2 separate regions of the Mus musculus genome follow, and region 2 is linked to region 1. Evidence: chromatin loops called from intact Hi-C (ENCODE). Cell type or tissue: left cerebral cortex. All regions are shown on one strand. Links, peaks and the distances in the headings refer to the core of each region. The heading gives the core; the rest is flanking DNA. Region 1 overlaps Frmpd1 (FERM and PDZ domain containing 1). Region 2 holds the start of Frmpd1 (FERM and PDZ domain containing 1).

The links. A loop is a pair of places that touch in the nucleus more often than their neighbours do. Peaks named below come from ENCODE experiments on the same cell type or tissue, not always from the same donor. Only the 100,000 strongest peaks of a DNase experiment are listed, where the experiment ranks them.
Region 2: a loop joins it to region 1, with 2.1 times the contacts of the local background. A loop is called at or near these places in 5 of 42 quality-filtered maps.

Annotation. Positions count from the first base shown.
Region 1 is chr4:45,249,297-45,258,392 of GRCm38, forward strand. It overlaps Frmpd1 (FERM and PDZ domain containing 1), which reads left to right. Exons shown (of 16, transcript NM_001081172.2): 6 at 7,546-7,653. Among named protein-coding and RNA genes, the nearest start is that of Frmpd1os, 9.9 kb to the left of the region's middle. In left cerebral cortex, for the core only: no CTCF peak of the experiment used is centred there; DNase peaks (open chromatin) are centred at 3,796, 4,942 and 5,223.
Region 2 is chr4:45,180,377-45,189,472 of GRCm38, forward strand. It overlaps Frmpd1 (FERM and PDZ domain containing 1), which reads left to right and starts at 4,530. Exons shown (of 16, transcript NM_001081172.2): 1 at 4,530-4,581. In left cerebral cortex, for the core only: a CTCF peak has its summit at 4,366; DNase peaks (open chromatin) are centred at 585, 1,280, 3,610, 4,270 and 1 more place; H3K4me3 peaks cover 2,317 bases; H3K27ac peaks cover 1,042 bases.

The sequences.
Region 1 (9,096 bases), core at 397-8,396:
CGTAGTCAGTAGGGCAGAGGTCAGAGGGTGGCAGTTGCCAGGCAGTGGATGGCTAGTCAGCCAACATGGCTTGAAGCCCTCCTGGACATAGGTGCTGTGGAGGAAACAGATATGGTCCAGGCCTTAGGGACCTGCTGCTCAGGGGAGGAGACCATCTGTGATGCACAGTGTGCTAATGGAGGGACGTCAAACTGGAAGCTCCAAGACAGGCTTGGGGGAACGACTTTGGACAAGTCTCTTCTTCAAGTTTTCACTGGTGACAGTAACTGCCTTGTCTGTCTGACGGATCATCCAAAGCACCAAATGAGGTGCCGGGAGTGACAGTTTTATCATCTGAGGCCAACCAGGAGGCAGGATGTAAGTGTGATGACCTCAACACAGGATAGCTCGTGGGATCAAGTTGTAAGAGCAAACTGACCAAGGAGGAGATGTTGACCAAAAAATTCTCATTTTAAGAATTTGACTAAACAATAGATCAAAAAAGGAAGTGGGAATAACATACAGAATTTTTTTTTTTTTTTGAGACAGAGTTTCTCTGTATAGCCTTGGCTGTCCTGGAACTCACTTTGTAGACCAGGCTGGCCTCGAACTCAGAGATCCACCTGCCTCTGCCTCCCGAGTGCTGGGATTAAAGGCATGCGCCACCACGCCCGGCTAACATACAGAATTTTAATAATGTATTTAATAACCTAACCTGATTGACCACCTACTAGATTACCAAGGAAGTGCAGCAAATAATTTTTAAATTAAAAAAAAAAAAGCATATAGGTTTAGGTGTGGTGGCTTACACTTAAAATCCCAGCTCCCAGGAAGCTGAGATTTGATCTCAGGAGGATCAAATGTTTGAGGCCAACCTGGGCTACAGAGCAAGCCCAAGGCTACCTTAGACTTTATATGAGATCCTATTAAAAAATACACAAAGAAAAATAAATGAATAAAGCTATAAAGATTTCCTTTCCTGAATATAATTTTAAATAAAAACTGAGCTGTGTGTGAGGGCACAGGCATTTAATCCCAGTACTTGAAAGGACAGGAAGGAGATCCTGGTCTACATTGTAGGTTCTAGGATAGTCAGGGCCACATGGGAACAACAACAAGAGCAACAAAATTACTTTGTGTTGAAGCTGTGATCAGAGTAAAATTGATAATCTTAACTGTTTCTACTAGTTAAAAAGGAAATCAATTAAGTATTTGGTGAAAAGTTAGAAAAAAATAGAACCAAGAAGATGGGGATGCATGGAATTGTCAGGCAGGGGCAGAAGTTCAAGGCTAGCCTCAGCTACTTAGCCAGATGAAGGCCAGCCTGGGCTATATGAGATCCTGTCTCAATAAACTAAAACAATCAACAAAAATGATTAAAGAGAATAATAAGAATCAAACTTTCCCTTTTATATATAGTGAATTCTGCCTCAGGCTCCCGGGAGCCGGTACTGTAGTTATGTATGTAAGACCTCAACTGTTTTAAGTAGTTGGAACACAGGCATGCTTATGCCTACCATACTCTGTTATAGAGTAGGTATTGGTGCATGCCCGATGGCCCGAGTGCAGTGCCTGGGACCTCGATAGTGAAAAGAAAGAACCAGTTCCTCCATGGTGTCTTCTGACTGCCATGTGGGCCTAGTAACATGTGACTGTCACTGCACACACACATACACAGGCACATATGCACACATGAGTGCACACAAAATAATGTAATTAAAAAATTATTTTTAGTACTCTCATTCCATTCATTTACATCTCAAATGATATCCCATTTCCTGGTTACCCCTCCACCACCCTCCCCTCCCCTTTGCCTGTTTGAAATAAGATACAAACAATACGGATGACTGACTATTGGCTATTGGAGGTTTCCTGTGCACACAGCCATAGGAAGGAGGACAGAGGAAGAAATGGCCCTTTAGTCGCATGAAAACATAACATTTCTGTGGTCCCAACACTCCGTAAACAAAGAAATAGTCTTTTCTCCCCATTCAACAAGTGTTTTATTTTTACTTCTTGGGAACAGTAGGGGAGAAAGTCACCCAATTAGAATTAAAATGTTTGCTATAAATATGTCGGGCTGAGTGTTCTATGCAGGCTGCGTGGAGGCTTTTTTATTCCTGCCAAAGTCTGTCTATGAAATAATGTGAACCCGATATAAAGATGGAGAGGGCTAATCAGTGTAATAACAGTGCAGGTGGTAAGCCTTTCTTTTTATTTAGCTTATTATCATCTCAATGGGAAACATCTTAATCTTAATTAGGTGGGGGTTTCCCCCGCAGCAGTTCCACGAAATGGACAAAATACAGCACTTGGTTCTGTCAGGCAGAAAGTGGCACGTAGCCGTGCGGCTTACAAATTGGAAAGTAGGGGAGGAAAAATTGTCTGTATTCCCATACCAAGCTTTCCCAGCAGAAACGTGAGCACCACACCCAGGAGGACCCACAGGGGAGCCCACCCGGACCCCTGAGAAATGCCCTGACCATAGGCTGGGCCTCTTCCAGAAGTGTCCCAAACCATTTTACAGACATGGCAGCGTGAAAAATGACCAAGCTGTGTGTACCAAGCAAGATTGATGTTGCTGCAGTTATGGGAGATTCTTAGAATATAATTGAGACAGATTGGGAATTATAAAATCCGAAGCTTAGACATTCATGACTATTTCTCTAGAATGCAGGTTTTATGGAAAAATACATTCTGGCTTAAAGTTCGCATTAAAAAATTGATATTGTTCTTAAATTTCATGTGCATGTATGCATCTGTGCGTGGGTTTGTACACCTGGGTGCAGGGCCCAGGGGAGCTGGAGGAAGGCACCGGGCTCTTGGGAGGCACAGGCAACTGAGCTACCCGAGGTGGGTGCCGGGACTCGAGCTCAGGTTCTCTGGAAATGTAGCATGGATTGTTCGTTGTTGTTGTTTATCTGAGACAAAGTCCCACCATGTAGCCATGGCTGTCCTGGAACTCACTGTGTAGACCAGGCTGGCCTCAAAGTCAGAGAAATCCTCCTGCCTCTCTGCCTTCTGAGCACTGAGGGATTAAAGATGTGTAACACTGAGACCCCAGGGCAGCACAGACTCTTAACCACTGAGCCATCGCCTCAGCCCCAAGTCTGCATTTTTTGTATCTATTACATTAATTATTTTAATATTATAGTGACAATTAATATGTTGCATAATTTTCACCAGGAGGAAATCACACAGAGTAGAAAAGACTCATTCACCATTCCCACCTTTGCAGGTCACGGATGCTGTGGCCACACGGCGCACTGTGTGGCACCGGGTTCAGGGGGATGGGCTTATTCCCGAGGGATCAGACTCCTGAGCCCACACTTTCTGAGATGATGCTGTTTGACCTTCAGGCACCCCACCGTTTTCATGAAGTGACACTGAGTCACCCTTGGCAAGGGCACTGCAGAAATATGAAATAACTTTTCAACTAGCCATTTTTTTTTTAAAGATTCTTTTCCTAAAGGGGATGTCCCCTTTGGAGTTCTTCGTTTCATTAATACGAGAGTTTAAGAATGGACTCCGTTGGAAGCCCAAGGACAGTTTTATTAGAGTTTAAAAGCAGAGCCCTGGGGCAAGCAGGCTCTAAAGTTCAGCCTGTCTAAGAGAAGGGTAAGGAGGAGAGAAAGGGACACCGTGCCACCCAAGCCCGCGTGGAACTCACATGCAAGGCAGGCAGCCAGTGCCGGGGCAGGGCGGGAGACTTTCGAGAAAGAGTAAGAGAACCAGGGAAGGCCGAGGTGTTAAAGAAGCCTGCTTAGAAAAGGGGGAAAGAAAACATCATGTTCTTTATAATTCAGAAAAGTGGGCAGATCTCCAACCTCACAAGGTTGCCTCCAGTGAGCTGTCGCACTAGGGGCGGGGATTCTGGGAGGGAAAAAGAACTGTATCTCATTAAAGAGCTAATTATTCCACCTACCTCATTAGTGTGGCTTGGGGCAAGCCCCCTAACCTCCCCACCCCCTACTTTCCTGGGTGTCTCTTAGCCAGACAGATTGAACCACCAGCTCAACTGGAACTTAGCGGTCCACCCAGGCCAGAGATTCCATTCTCTTGACCAGCAACATTTTTTACCCTAATATTTCCAAGTGCTAACTCTGCAGCAAAAACACACATTTTTTTTTTTATCAGTAAACCCAGGAAGGGCTCAGAAGTCCTAGGAAAAAGAGTAGTTCATATCCTCCAAATGATTCCTTTAAAAAAAAATCAGTGCACTTGCGGAAGTAGTTTGTAGCATGTCACAAATCCAGGAGATCCTGGCTTGCAGCATGTTACAGATGCTGGGCTGCCTGGTTTGCAGTGCTAATGTGCAGATGTGAAAGCAAAGAGGCTGCCGTGGGGCCCATGAGTTGGGCTTTTCCATGACAGATGATGGAGTGTTCGTTCTCAAAGCAGCCAGTTCCATGGTTCCAAAGGTGACAGATCCTATTTCCTTATAACTCTCAGTGACTGTCCTAGTTCATAATGGCCTCCCTTGTCTGAGATAGCTACTCTGAGATCTGACAGCATGGCTCTCCCAACTTCCAGCTGAAGTTATTCCTCATACTTCCCACTCTGCCAATGGGTTTCTGGATGGACTATAATTTCGGTGACCCTTGCAAATGGTGGCACCCAGAAAGGTCCACACTTCCACCCAAAGAGTGCCCCGGGAATGAAGGGTTGCTTCTGGTGTGCACCAGAAATGCTGGTGGAGCTCAGGGTTGGATTCCCACTTGGCAAGGCCAGTCACACTGTTGGCTTGGGTGATACTTGTGGTCAGTGAAATACTGAGCCGGTTTTCAAATGAATAGCTTCCAGGCTGAGTCCCCCATCCCTTGCTTGGCCAATTGATTTTTTTTTTTTTTTTAAATCCTCAGAGTCACTCTTCCTATTAATCCATGTCAGGTCATGTAGCTTGGCCCGGTGTTTTGGCCTGCTGTGCTTTTATAGTCCTGAGGCTGAAAGGCGTATTTGTATAGATGCCAGCTATCATCAGCCTCCTTTCTTGTCAAGGAGCCTCCTCTTCTCAGAGCTCCTTCCTTTCTAGTTCTCAGCCAGCTAATTTTCTTTAACGTTTCAGCTCTCAGCCGAACGCTCAGGGGATTGCCCTCCCTAGCATGAGAAACAGGGATGGGTTGCTGGAAATGCCTGCTCTCTGTGTCTCTCTTCTGCTCTGCCCTTGGTTGCTCTATCCTCTGAGTGACTGGTTGCCTATTGCTGTGAACACTCTCTCACTCTCCACTCTGTCGCTGTGCTGTGTTGACAGCCCCGCCCCCTGTGCTCTCTTAGACTTGCTCTTGGTTTTCCCAGCCTCTGACTCAGAGCTTCTGATTCGCAAGGATCTTGTTCAATATCTGTTGCTTGGCACCTGATGGCCTCTTACAGTTCTGCCTATAAATTTCTTCCTCTGCCTTCATCTCAGGCATTGCTAGATATCAACCATAAGGGTTCAGCCAGAGGGAGCTTAAGCTACTTAACTCAGTGGCAACTCCCTTGTCTTAACAGGAATGAGGCCCTGGGTTTGATCCCTCGCACAGGAAAGGACAGGAAAAGAAAAAGAGAAAAGAAACCAGAACTATTTTGAGTGCAGATTAAACCATTGCTGAATCCACCTACTGGCTCTGCATGCAGCTTTCTCCGCAGGGGGATTGTGGGAGAGATTATTAAATTCTTTGCAAGAAGGAAGGAATTCTGACATGTCCACAGGACCCTGGTCTGTCTCTGGAATTCTGTCTTCAAAAGAAAACTGAACTTGCTCGGCTCTGACTTGTCCTTGCTGACTCCTTAGTCATCAGTGATCGATGTTGGAAGCTCCCTGCTCATCTCTATACCAAGAGTTAACAACAGGCTTTCTTCCAGTGTGTGTGTGGTTTTTTTTTTTTTTTTTTTTTTTTGAATCGTTCATGTTTGTTGTGGGGAACTTGATGTTGGCTGTCTGTAAGTGTGTCTTCCCTTCTCTGATCTTGGGCAGTGCCAACTGTGCCATATTCCAGTTCCGCAAGCCCCTAGATTCACCTGGATCGGAGCCTTGAGCTCATAACTTCGGATTTCAACTCCTTCTTTTCCTAGTTCACTTATTCTTTCAGATTGGAAAACCCAGAGTGTCTGCATGGGAACAGAGCTGTGCTTCCCTCTCATGCTCAAGTCTTGGTAATTCTCATGGCCTGAAAGTGAGCTATGTCTCTGAGTTGGCAAATCACAGTTGTATGCCCAGTCGTGCCAAGTAACGCCACAGTTTCTTCTTATTAAAATGTCAGGGCCATTGTTCATTTTATGGACGTCATGCATTGCATTGGTGTGTTGATATCTAAGTCCATGAACTTGGCTTCCAGAAAGTTCCCCAATGCTGTTACAGATCTCTTCCCTCAGCTATATAGAACATGGCTCGGAGCACCATCTTGGGACTCTTATACATACAGACATCCTAAAGGCTGGCCTAAAAGCCTGGCTGGAGTGGTGAAGGGAATGTGGGATGCTGGCCAGGAAATAGTCTGTTGGGCAGGAAGACCATGCCCTGCTGGTCTCGTTCGTATAAGACATTGCTCAAATGTCACAGTTCGACCTGAAGCCATCCATAATGGTTTACTATCTAATCATACCAGCTAATATGAGTCTTTTTACTTCTGGAGAAAGAGAATACCAGAAGACAACAGTCAAGAGAGGCCAGTCACAATTCACACAGACCAAAGTTTCTGGGAGTGCTGTCTAGCTCCTAGTGTATGGATGAAAACCCTGAAATTCAGAGAAGCTGAAAGACAGCCAAAGTTATGCAGTTTAGGGAGGAATTTTGTTTTGTTTTGTTTCTGGGGGCTGATGAGGGACAGGTGGGTGAGGTTGGTTGATTCTTTGTTTTTCTCCAGTTAGGATTTCTCTGTGTAGCCCTGGCTGTCCTGGAACTCACTCTGTAGACCAGGTTGGCTTCAAACTCAGAGATTTGCCTGCCTCTACCTTCCGAGGGCTGAGATTAAAGGTGTGCACACCACTGCCTGGCTGATCATATAGTGATTTTAAAGTTTATTTATGTGTATGTGTCTGTCTGTGTGTTTCTGTCGTGTCGTGTGTGTGTGTGTGTGTGTGTGTGTGTGTGTGTGTGTGTGTGTTTAAGTACAGGTACATGCACAAAGACCAAAAGGGCTTGGGATTAGGCTTTGATACCCAGAAGCTAGGACCTGAAGTCCTAATACATGCATGTGTGCATGCACCCATGGGTACACACACACACACACACACACACACATGCTTCCATTCATAGGAATTTGTGTTGGACATTTTCACAACTTGTGAAGTAGAACTTGGGACTTAGGTTTCCTCTCCAGCCCTCTTTGTCTCACTTTGTCACCATTGGTTCACTACAGATTGGAATTTCCAAACGGAAAGACACAAGAACATTGTCTAGTGGACTCCTTAGATCCTAGGAAAAGAAATCTTTAAATAGAGTGCCCTCCTTCTGTGTGCACTTTACTGAGTCCATAGCAACCGTGAGTGTGTGTGTGTGTGTGTGTGTGTGTGTGTGTGTAAGAAGTAAAAAGATGTAGATGCTTTTATGAAAGTACTGTTCCAAAGTACGCTACTATTTTTCAGGGAGTCCCCAAGTCATCCTTCTTGACTGAGGAGAAGCGGGCCCGGCTGAAGAGCAACCCCGTGAAGGTGCACTTTGCTGAGGAAGTACTGGTCAGTGGGCACAGTCAGGTGCGTCTGAAGCTAGAGATGGCGGTTCTTGCTGAAGTGGGCAAGCTGTCTTCTAGTGTGTACCTCACCACAACTCTGGAATCTTCAGAAAGGATGTAGTGGGAGTGACAGACATTTGCTGGAGGCTTAGTGTGCTTCTCTGGAGGACAAGGGAAGCTGGGGGAGCCCCGGCCCAAGGCTGGGTGAGGAACAAGTCCTAAATGTGGCTGCCTGCTACACACCAACTCCCCGCGCCTGCTGTGATAGGCCTGGAGATTCCAGTACTTATTATGAATGGGTTTACTAGTCCCTTGAAAGGAAATAGTAATATGTTGCTAAACAATGGTGGTAGTAGCTGGGATTTCTTTCTTTTTTTTTTTTTTTAATTTAACGTCGGCTGATAAGAGTCCACCATCTTACTGAACCTCTGTTACCCACTTTAAACCTTGTCTGTGCCTGGTCCTTCTGTCCTGCAGAGGAATTGTAGCACAAGAAGAAACAGAGGCTTAGAGAGAGTAAGAGAAGTAACTGCTAAAGCACACAGCAAGAAGAGGCAGGAGCCTGGGTCTCTGTGACACCACTTCTTTTGTTTTTCCTGGTTATGCTCTCTACTCATTTTTGATACAGAAAGACCCAGGGTTGATGGGAGAAGGCGGGGATGCTGTGAAAAGACATGTTTGTTAAGGGGAATCTGAGCCTTCAGATGGATTGCTTTAAGGGTTATTTTTATCTTTTATTTATGTGTGTGTGTGAGAGAGAGAGAGAGAGAGAGAGAGGGAGAGAGAGAGGGGGAGGGAGAGAGAGAGAAGCTGAGGGGGGGGAGGAAGAAGAAGAAGGAGGAGGGGGAGGGAGGGGGAGGGGAGGGGGAGGGGGAGAGGGGGAGGGAAGTCAGAAGAGAGCACTGGATCCCCTGAAGCTGGAGTTAACAGTTAGAAGCACCCTGTGGATACAGAGAATTGAACTCAGAGCAACAAGTGTTCTTTTTTTTTTCTTTTTCTTTTCTTTTCTTTTTTTTTTTTTTTTTTTCCAGACAGGGTTTCTCTGTGTAGCCCTGGCTGTCCTGGAACTCACTCTGTAGACCAGGCTGGCCTCGAACTCAGAAATCTGCCTGCCTCTGCCTCCCAAGTGCTGGGATTAAAGGCGTGTGCCACCACTGCCCGGCACAACAAGCGTTCTTAACCACAGAGCCATTTCCTATCTTGAGACTGATGTTTTAAATAAGGATTTGTTGATAAGAGACACATTTACTCATAAGTTATAAAATGGCTGGAGACTTTTGCCATCCATCAATCAGTATGAGATTTTTAAAATTTTCAAGTCAAAACTTCTTGTCATCCAGAGAAATTGAAGGACTGGGCTCCATGGCCATTTAAACAAAGGATTTAATCAGTTCAGCGGGTCCACATATAAAAGCCTTATTTTCTCTCTGCCCTGCTACACGACAGAGCACATCTTCAGTGAGAC
Region 2 (9,096 bases), core at 302-8,301, 69 kb before region 1:
ATGAGTGGATGTATGCAAATAGAAGACCACTATGACACCTCTCTTTTGGTCCTACTTCAGGCCACTGTGGTTCCTTTCCACCTATCCTGCTTCTCATTATTTTGATGGGAAGGTATTTAACGTTGCCAGTACACTTGCATTCTGCCACACAAATTAAGCAAAACACTACTCCATACAGAATGGCGGGGTCGTGGGTTTATTTTTTTTTTAAACCCTATGAAATGCGGTCATTACGAAGAGTGCGCCTCATCCTAAATCTCTGCGACAGTAAAGCTGAAATGTGAAGCAGTAAACTGTTCTATTTTGGGAACAATAGATGTGCAGTCAGGAAGAGCTGGGCGTTCTAAGAAGGCAACTGTATAGAAATGCTCACTAGTAAGTCCACTCTTAGGAGTATTTGAATGCAAAGAAGATTAATAGAGATAAAGGGAAGGTATGGGAACTTAGCTGATGACAAATGGAACCCTCACCACCACAGAGAGAGCAAACTTTGAGTTGAAATGGTACTTAAAGGAAATAAATTAAAGCCTCAGATGTTTCAGTCAGGAAGTCTCATTAGGATGCAACACAGAGTCTCATTATGGGTTATTACATGGTGTCACTAAAAAAAGGCACGGCATCCGATAGGGGCAAGGCACAGGCAAATATCAGTCTTGCTGTCTCATTCTGGGAGATTACAGCATCATCCAATGCTGTCCTCGCATCAGAAATGACTCTTCTGGGTGACAGAGGAGGATGCTGGGAGGGATTGATACTGAAATGACAGCTGTTAGGGTCAAGCCTTGAGGACCGTGTATACCTATATGATATCTACATCTATATATGTGTATATGTGTGTGTATCTGTGTGTATGTATGCTTATAATATTTGCTGAGTTATTCATTCACTCAGACACACTTATGGCATACTGAAAACACAAAACCTAATTAGGCGTTACCTTTCTCAAGAGGTCCCCATAAGACAGACATGTTACCAAACCACACACACGTGACCAAGTTTGACGGACGTACAAGTGTACCAGATGTGCAGAGGGAGACTAGGGGGCTTGAGGAAAGCCTTAAGCTAAAGATGAAGAGTTTGTCTATCCAGTGGGGAACTAAGGAGGCCTCCTACAGGGAGGAAAGCTCTTGTGTAAAGTCTTTGGTTATGAGAAATTCTGAATCCTGTATGAATGTCAGAGCAGCTGCTTTAATCGTTAGTAAGGTACTTACTCATTGGACTAACAGATTCCTTCTCTGTAAACAGAGCAAGCCACACGGTTATAAGCGGTTAAAATTGACAGCACTGGCTAACAGGCTACCCCACCCCACCCCCGTCCCAAAGCTGAATTTAGATCACTGTGGGTTGTAAGCATTGCTGTTATGCTTCTTTTCTAGAGGAAGAAACTCAGAAGTGAGGTTCTAGAACTTTCTCCCAAATTATACAGGGTTAAAAAAGTAGCAGCATTGGGATTTAAACCCAGATACCTTGGCTCAAGTCTATATTAGCTTTCATTGCATGATATAGTCTAGGAGCATAGGTGTTTGGTGGTCAAGTGTGCAGTGAGTAGAAATGGGCCTGCAGCCATAGGAGAGCATAAATTGTCGGGTGTGGTGGTGCATACCTTTAATCCCAGCACTTGGGAGGCAGAGGCAGGTGGGTCTCTGAGTTCAAGGCCAACCTGGTCTACAAAGTGAGTTCCAGGACAGTCAAGACTATGTAGAGAGATGCCATAAGACTTAATCAGCAGGTGAATCCTCAGGAGACCTGACATGTGTTTAGAGACTGTAGCAGCACTGGAAGGAGGAAGGAGAAATTGATGAGACAAGAGGTATTACTATAGCCTTTGTGAGAAGCAGCGAGACTGAGCTGGAGAGAGCCAGCTCAGTGGCTAAGAGTATGTACTGCTCTTGCAGAGGACTGAGTTCAGTTCCCAGTACCCATGTCAGGTGACTTGAAATAGCCTGTTACTCCACCTCCAGGGATCTGATGCTTCTGGGCTCCATAGGCCTCTGCATGTTCATGCATGGGCATGCACACACAGACACACACACACGCACTCACTCACAAATAATCATTAAAATTAGGCTATCAACTGAGTGTAAGGGATGGTAAGGAGACAGTGTGGACTGGATTTAGTGACCACTACGTATGAGGTACAGGAAGAGTAAGATGACTATTTGGTTTCCTGGTTTGATGCCTCTAGGAAGATGGTACCACCATAAGTAGAGACGGAGAAACATAATTTAGGGGAAAGATGTGAGTTTGAGCCTGGGGCCCTGGAGGACCATTTGGGAGTTCAGCAGGTGTTTGTGTGTCCGGGTTTGGAGCACAGAAGAACCACCTGACTTGAGTCACACAGCCCATAGGAGTCAGACGCAGAAAGACAAATAATGCCTTCTCTTATGTAAAAGGTAGATTCCATACTTGTGTGTAAAAAGTGTACACTTAGCCGGGCATGGTGGCACATGCCTTTAATCCCAGCACTCGGGAGGCAGAGGCAGGCGGATTTCTGAGTTCGAGGCCAACCTGGTCTCCAAAGTGAGTTCCAGGACAGACAGAGCTATACAGAGAAACCCTGTACACTTGAGAATTCAAGATGAAGAGAAAAAGAACAGACCTGGAAGGAGATCGGGATAGTGATGGCTAGTGAATATGGTCAGAGGGTACGATGATGTCCTTGATGGCATCTATGAAGCCTGGCACACTGAATACATTCTAATAAAATTAAGGAAAAGAATTGTTCCACAAGGGTGAAAGGAGGAAAACAGCCTTAAGGCAAAGAGTGCCTGGCACTGTGGGACCCACCAGAACGGCAGATGTAGGGAGAAACAGTGCAGCAGGCTGTCAGGGATGAGCGTGCAGGGGGGCATCCCACGCAGAGCAGAGCCTCTGAAGCCAATGACGGCCCTGTGTGAAACATTATCGACCCAGGCAGCTAGGAAACTGTGAGGGACAGGATCTGACCTGATGGGAAATTTTTGTTCTTGCTGACAACAGGGCTGGGTTCTTATTTTCCTGTGTGACAAGTGCCCCATTGGTGTTTAATCTGGATTGTGCACATAATCTCCATCCACGGTACAGTCTTTCAGTTTACTGTAAATCGTCAGTTCATAAGCTATTGCGAAATATATTTAATTTTCTTAAAGCTGACTTTATACCCACCATGCTTCTGTATCTTCCGTTTCTTCCCACTTCCCCCAGTGGTGCTAACCCTGGGTCCTACTACTGGAGGCTAGGGACCTGGTGGGTGCTGGAGTTTCTGTCTTCATCAGGCCAAGGGCTGACCTGTTGCTTTGCCCACTTGTCACTGGATTAAGGATCTTGTCTGTGCTCATTTGATTCCCAGAGTGGTCTAATTTGATAATCTGGTGGCAACAAGATTGCCACCTTCTATCCTTAAAACTCCTCCTCCCATGATAGCTAAGGATAGCACGGAATACTGACCAGGAACTGCCTCCTCTAACTCTTCAATTCTGCTCCCTTTCTGCTCCTGTTTCAGTGAAAGCTGCGATATCCTGAGAGCTTTGTTCTGGTCCTCTGGAATGCTTTCCCACACTCTAGTTGGCCAACTCCAGTTGTTGTTCAGAGGCACCCCCTTCAGTAGGCGGGATGGTGCTACGGGCACCGGATCAGCACTTTATTCAATCGGCTAGACTGTACTAGGAAACAGTACCAGGTTTTTCTGGAGGCCACTTCTCCAGTGTCTAGCACAGCGTAAGCCTGGGGGTGTAGCTATTCCATCTTAAGAGACTTGCATGGGGAAAGAGGTGGTAGAATTGTAACATGGGAACTGGGTTACTCGGCTTGGGGGGTGGGGGCGGGGATCAGAAGGGGCATGGGTGCAGAGCCCCAGGGTATCTCAGTAGTTTAAGGCTTCTAGATCTTCCGAGCCCCCTCCCCCAGAACAGAAGGATTGGGGGACTATGACTTCTCAGGGCAGAGACGGGGTAGTGGTCAACAGTGCCTAAAGTGAGCCCACTCTCTTCCACTGCCCTCAGCAGGAGAGACTGGGGAGGCAAGGACTGGGAGACAAGGGAAGTATAAAGATCCTCTGTGTTCCCCAGGGTCTCCTACCGCGGGGTAAGAAAGCTGGGAAGCCAGAGCTTAGAAGGGGGGTCATTCCGAGTTCCAGCTTAGGCTGCTGGCCTGGGTGACCTTGGGGTGTCCCTTTCCCCTCCCAGCCTCAGTGTTCCCGTGGGGACGCTGCGTATCCCCCGGCGGGTGAGTTGGGGAAGGCCAGCCGAGGCAGGGCCTGGGTGGGAGCAGGACCGCCCACTGCGACGGCCCAGGACCTCAGGAGCCCGCGTGGGCGGTGCGTGGGGCTCCTCCCCCGGGGCGGGGGTCGCGGCGCCGGCAGCTGGTGGCCCCGCAGCTGCAGCCTCAGCACCTGCCGCCGCCAGACGGCGCGGGCGCAGCCGGGCCCGGCCTCTCCCCCCTCGGGCTGCAGCCGCGGCGCGGGAGGCGGAGCCGGAGCCGAGCCGGAGCCCAAGCCGAGCCGCTGCCCGAGCCCGGCCGGCTACCGTGGCCGCCGCTGGGCGGGGCGCCCCAGCTACTGCTCCCGCCGGCTCCGCGTGCACGCGGGCGGCGCCTCCTCCTCAGGTAAGGGCGAGGCCCCCCGCGCCGCCGCAAAGTTTTGGGGATACCTGGATCCCCACAGCCCAGGCCTGCGTCTCTGGGAGCTGCTCCTTGGCTTCTTCCGCGCCGCCCTCCACGCTGCGCTCCCGGGTGACCCGCTCCACTCCTCGTGTCCCCTCTCCCGGCGTCCGTGGCGTGGCCGCCAGCTTGCTTGGGACCTGCAACGGTTAACTCTGTGCATGGGATCCGTGTGCCTTAAGTTTCCGAGGTCTGCACGGTGTAGTTGTGGGAGGAGCGACCAGCCGCGAGGCAGCCCTGGGTTCAGGTGCGGCCGCAGCCAGCGCCAACTTTCTGAGTGACCTCAGATGAGCCCTGCCTGTCCGGTCTCCACTGCCATACCTGCACCAGAGTGGGTTGAGCTGTTCGCCCGGACGATCGGCTGAAGCGTCACGCTTGTATTGCTCTGTTTTGAGTGGGGGGGGGGGTGCCCGAGAGTGTGTCAGCTCCAGAGCTCATGGGGAGTGGAGAGGAATGTTGAAGACCTACAGAAGTCTGTATTGGTGGGGAGGGACAGGTCGCGTCCCTAACCCGCAGCAGCCTTGACTGAGCTTAAGGATGGGTGTGGCAATGGCCTCTGGAAATGGAGTAGCTGCAAGGGCTAGGTGTCCCAGAGCCATCCTGGCTGTGTGACCTTGGGCAAGTCCACATTTTGAGGCTGGTTTTGGTGCCTCTAAGGTAGGGTGAAAGTAGTGAGATGTTCTTTGAGGTCAGTTACTATAAAACTCTACAGAAGGGGAGTCTCTGAGCTCTGGTTTGCAGGGTCAGTTTGGGTGGAGCCATTAATCCATCAAGAATCTATCCAGCACTTACAAATTGGTGTTTGGAAAAAATAAAGGAAGCATTTGGGGTTTGCTCTAGGAGTCTCAAAATAGACATGGCAAGGGTTGGTGAGAGCGCGCCTTGCTTACTCCGGTGCATTGGCCGTCATAAAATATTCAACGACATAATGATTTGTTTTCAAAGTGGCTTATAGATCAGGAAATGTTTCTGTTTGTGAGGTGGTTATTTATTTATTTATTATTTTTTTGCCAAAACCTCTCAAAATTGAGGGGGGAAGATAATGCCCTGTTGTAGGGCCCTGAAGGAGGCTAGTGGATGCTTAATTCCAGTCTAAGGGGAGGCTGAGATGTTTTACAGTTCTGGTTATGGAGACTCGCTCTAAATCAGGAGTCCTCCGGTGGGTGTTGCGTGTCCATGTCCATGGGGCTGCAGAGGCCCACAGTTCAGAAAAGACGTGTCTTGACTTCCGGGATAGGTGAATTCTGGTGTAGCCGGAGCGAAGTTGAGAACGAGATACCTGAGCGTGTGTGATAGAAGGTGAGATTTGTCCCACTGCCCAGTATCTTGTGCTGCAATTAGTGCGCCCCAGTGAGAAACATCTCGTGGAAGCAGTTTTGTTTGATTTCCTTCCTAGACATGCTGGTTTTCGGTTTCAGGCTTTCGGAAGTCAGAAGTCTGGGGAGAGGGAGTTTTGTGACAGGGTGGGGTTGTGATACCTGCGTTTGCCTTTCCCAAGTGCCACTTGGAATTGGAGGCTCACTTGGCCCTGCCCCCAGAGGCATTCAAACACAAGCGTGACTCTCTTCATCATCTAGTGCTTGGTTCTCATGGAAAGAGATGAGGAAAACTACTGACAGGGTTCTCTGCTGCGTGGGCTAAGGGTCTCAGGAGGAGTAGAGACTTAGACCATGGGGCTTCTGGTCATCCCTTGGGGCTTGTGCAAACTGTGAATTCCAGCTGGAGAATTGGAGGAGCTGCCCCCCAGGAAGGTAGAAGGAAGGCAAGGGTCTCAGCAGGGAGGTCATTTTCATGGAAAGGAACTGGATGACCACTGGCTAGTAAAGTTCAGGTCAGCAAGGAGCATGGAATCCAGTGGAAGTGCAGAGCAGGCAGAGCCCTCTGAGAGCAGAAGATAGGCAGAAGTGCCTTGGTCTCCGCTTGGGATTTGGGTCCTCTGAGTTTCACTCTTCTCATTTATCAAAGGAAATTAAAGATAATTGTCAATGCACAAGATAGATCATAGGTAGAAGCGTCTATCATGGTGTTTGTATATAATAGGCATTTGGTCAGAATTGGATCCCTCTGTAGTGTGTTCATGGGCAGCGAGTTCGGTGTGTTGCTGTGCACTCGTGGAATATAAAAATGGTGTCTTTGTCTTAGTTTCTGCCTTGACTTAGAACCTTCCTACCAGGGCTGTGACAGCATGTTCATTCTCAGGGAACCTCCTGGTCCCAGAGATGGGCACTTGTTATCTGGAGGGGGCTCCAATCTGATACGGACATGAACAGCTTCCAGTGTCCTGTAAATACTAAACGTGGTGGAGGTTGCAGATGGGTTAAATCAGAAGCCTCGATCCCTGCCTCCCACAAGCTTATCACTGTGTGCTCAAGGACCCAGGCAGAAGGATTTGACAGCCAGTTATAAACATGTCAACTTTGTCCGTATACACTGGGAACTGGGCCGTGGCTCCCTTCTGCTTTTGTGTAGGATGCTGAACGTTCACAGTGGTCAGAGAAGAACAGGACAAACAGTGAGAAATAGCACTCACCACTTTATGTCTCTGCTTAGCACAACACAGCCTCTGTGCACTCCCTCCCTGTGCACTCAGCAGTTATTCACAGGATGGCTACCGGGAGCCAGAGGGTTATTCTAGGAATACAAAAGGCAAGATCTCTGTCTTGTTGAGGTTTATATTCTGGCTAGAGAAACAGACGAAAACAACTAAATACATAAATAAGGCAATTGCAGGTTATGCTGGGAAGGAGATACTCGGGGCTAAGAGAACGTGTATAAGAGAACGTGATGAAGTGTGGGGACATTAGGGATACTTGTCTAGGTCCCCAAAGGATCTTGGGAAGGGGCTGTGTTGAAGCTTCCTGGAAGAGAGTACAGATTTGGGCCATACTGCCTAGATTAGCATATTAGCCCTTATCCTCTATGTATTCTTCCTTTAGGTTATCTAGTACTTTAAAAAAGAGTGTGTGTGTGTGTGTGTGTGTAGCATGCATGCATGTGCACATGTGCCACAGTGCATATATGGAGGTCAGAGGACAAGACAACTTGTGAGAGTTAGTTTTCTCCTTCCATTGTGTGGATTCTGGGACTTGAACTCAGGCTGTAGGACTTGGTAGCAAGGAGCATTTTTAGTCTGGCCCATCTCAACAGCTCCAGGTTATTTGATCTTCTGGGGAATTCTTTATTTGCTTACTAGAGGATTATAAGGTTGTTGTGAGAGTTAGATGTTGATACATATAAGGTACATAGAAGAGGGGGCTGGGAAGGTGGCTCCATAGGTAAAGCCACATGCTGCCAAGTCTGATGACCTGAGTTCAGTTCCCGGGGTCCACGTGGTAGGAAAAGAGAACCGGTTCCCAAAAGTTGTCTCTGACTGTCATGTGCATGCCACGATGCATTCACACACGTGTGTCCATGTGATGTGTGCATGCATACACACGCATGTGCACAGAGCACTTGCACACAGGCAAGTAGAATAAATTATGTATGTATTGGATTTATTTTATGTGTATGAGCATTTTGCTTGCATGTCTGTCTGTCTGTCTGTGTATCATGTGTGTGCCTGGTGGCCTCAGAGGTCAGAAGAGGGCATCGGGTCCCCCTGGAACTGGAGTTATGGATGGCTGTGAGCCTCCATGTGGATTCTGAGATTTGAACTCGGGTTCTCTGCAAGAGTAGCAGGTGCTCTTAACCGCTGAGCCATCTCCATACGCCCTAATTTGAAAAACAACAAACAAACAAAAGAGTGCTCAGTCTGAGAATCCTGTATTGATAAACTCCAAATAAAAGATGCTAAGGAGTATCCCAGGTAGAAGGAACAGCAAGTCCCGAGGCCTGAGGGTCTCGATGTGTTCAGGACTGAGGGGGCCTGCCTACACAGATGCCAGTCCCTCAGTACTTACTGGACACATTCTGGCTTAAGCTCTCCGTATCTGCAGCAGAGAACCACGGAGAACCAGGAGTTTGGAGAGGGATCAGCAGGTTGTAGCACTCGCTCGAAGCTGCTGCTGCTGTGCTTGGGGAATGGCACGCTCAGTCGCCATTCAGGATGCCTTGTCCTCTCTCCCTCCACTGCCTTCCCTCTTCTTGCTCACCCCTTCCTTTTCTCTTAGTGCCCCACCCTCTGTCATCTTCCTCTCGTCCCTATATATCTTCCCCTTTCTAATGAAGGGGCAAAGTCGTGCCCCTTAGTTGCGAACCAATATATGAAGAGAAAGCTTGGGTGGGGCTGAGTATCTGGCCGTACCAACCTTGGTACCAAGCAAATCAGTGGCCCTGCGTCCTGGTCCTTACTCCCTGTTTGTCCCAAGCTGGAGACTCCACAGCAGAGGGCAGGCGGATAGTCATCTAGCACATTGAGGATATTCACCTATGACCTTGTCCTTTTGACTGTTCCTTCTTAATTGTGATCACCTGTCCCCATGCCCTGACATTTAACTTCCAAACTCTCTCCAACTCCCATCT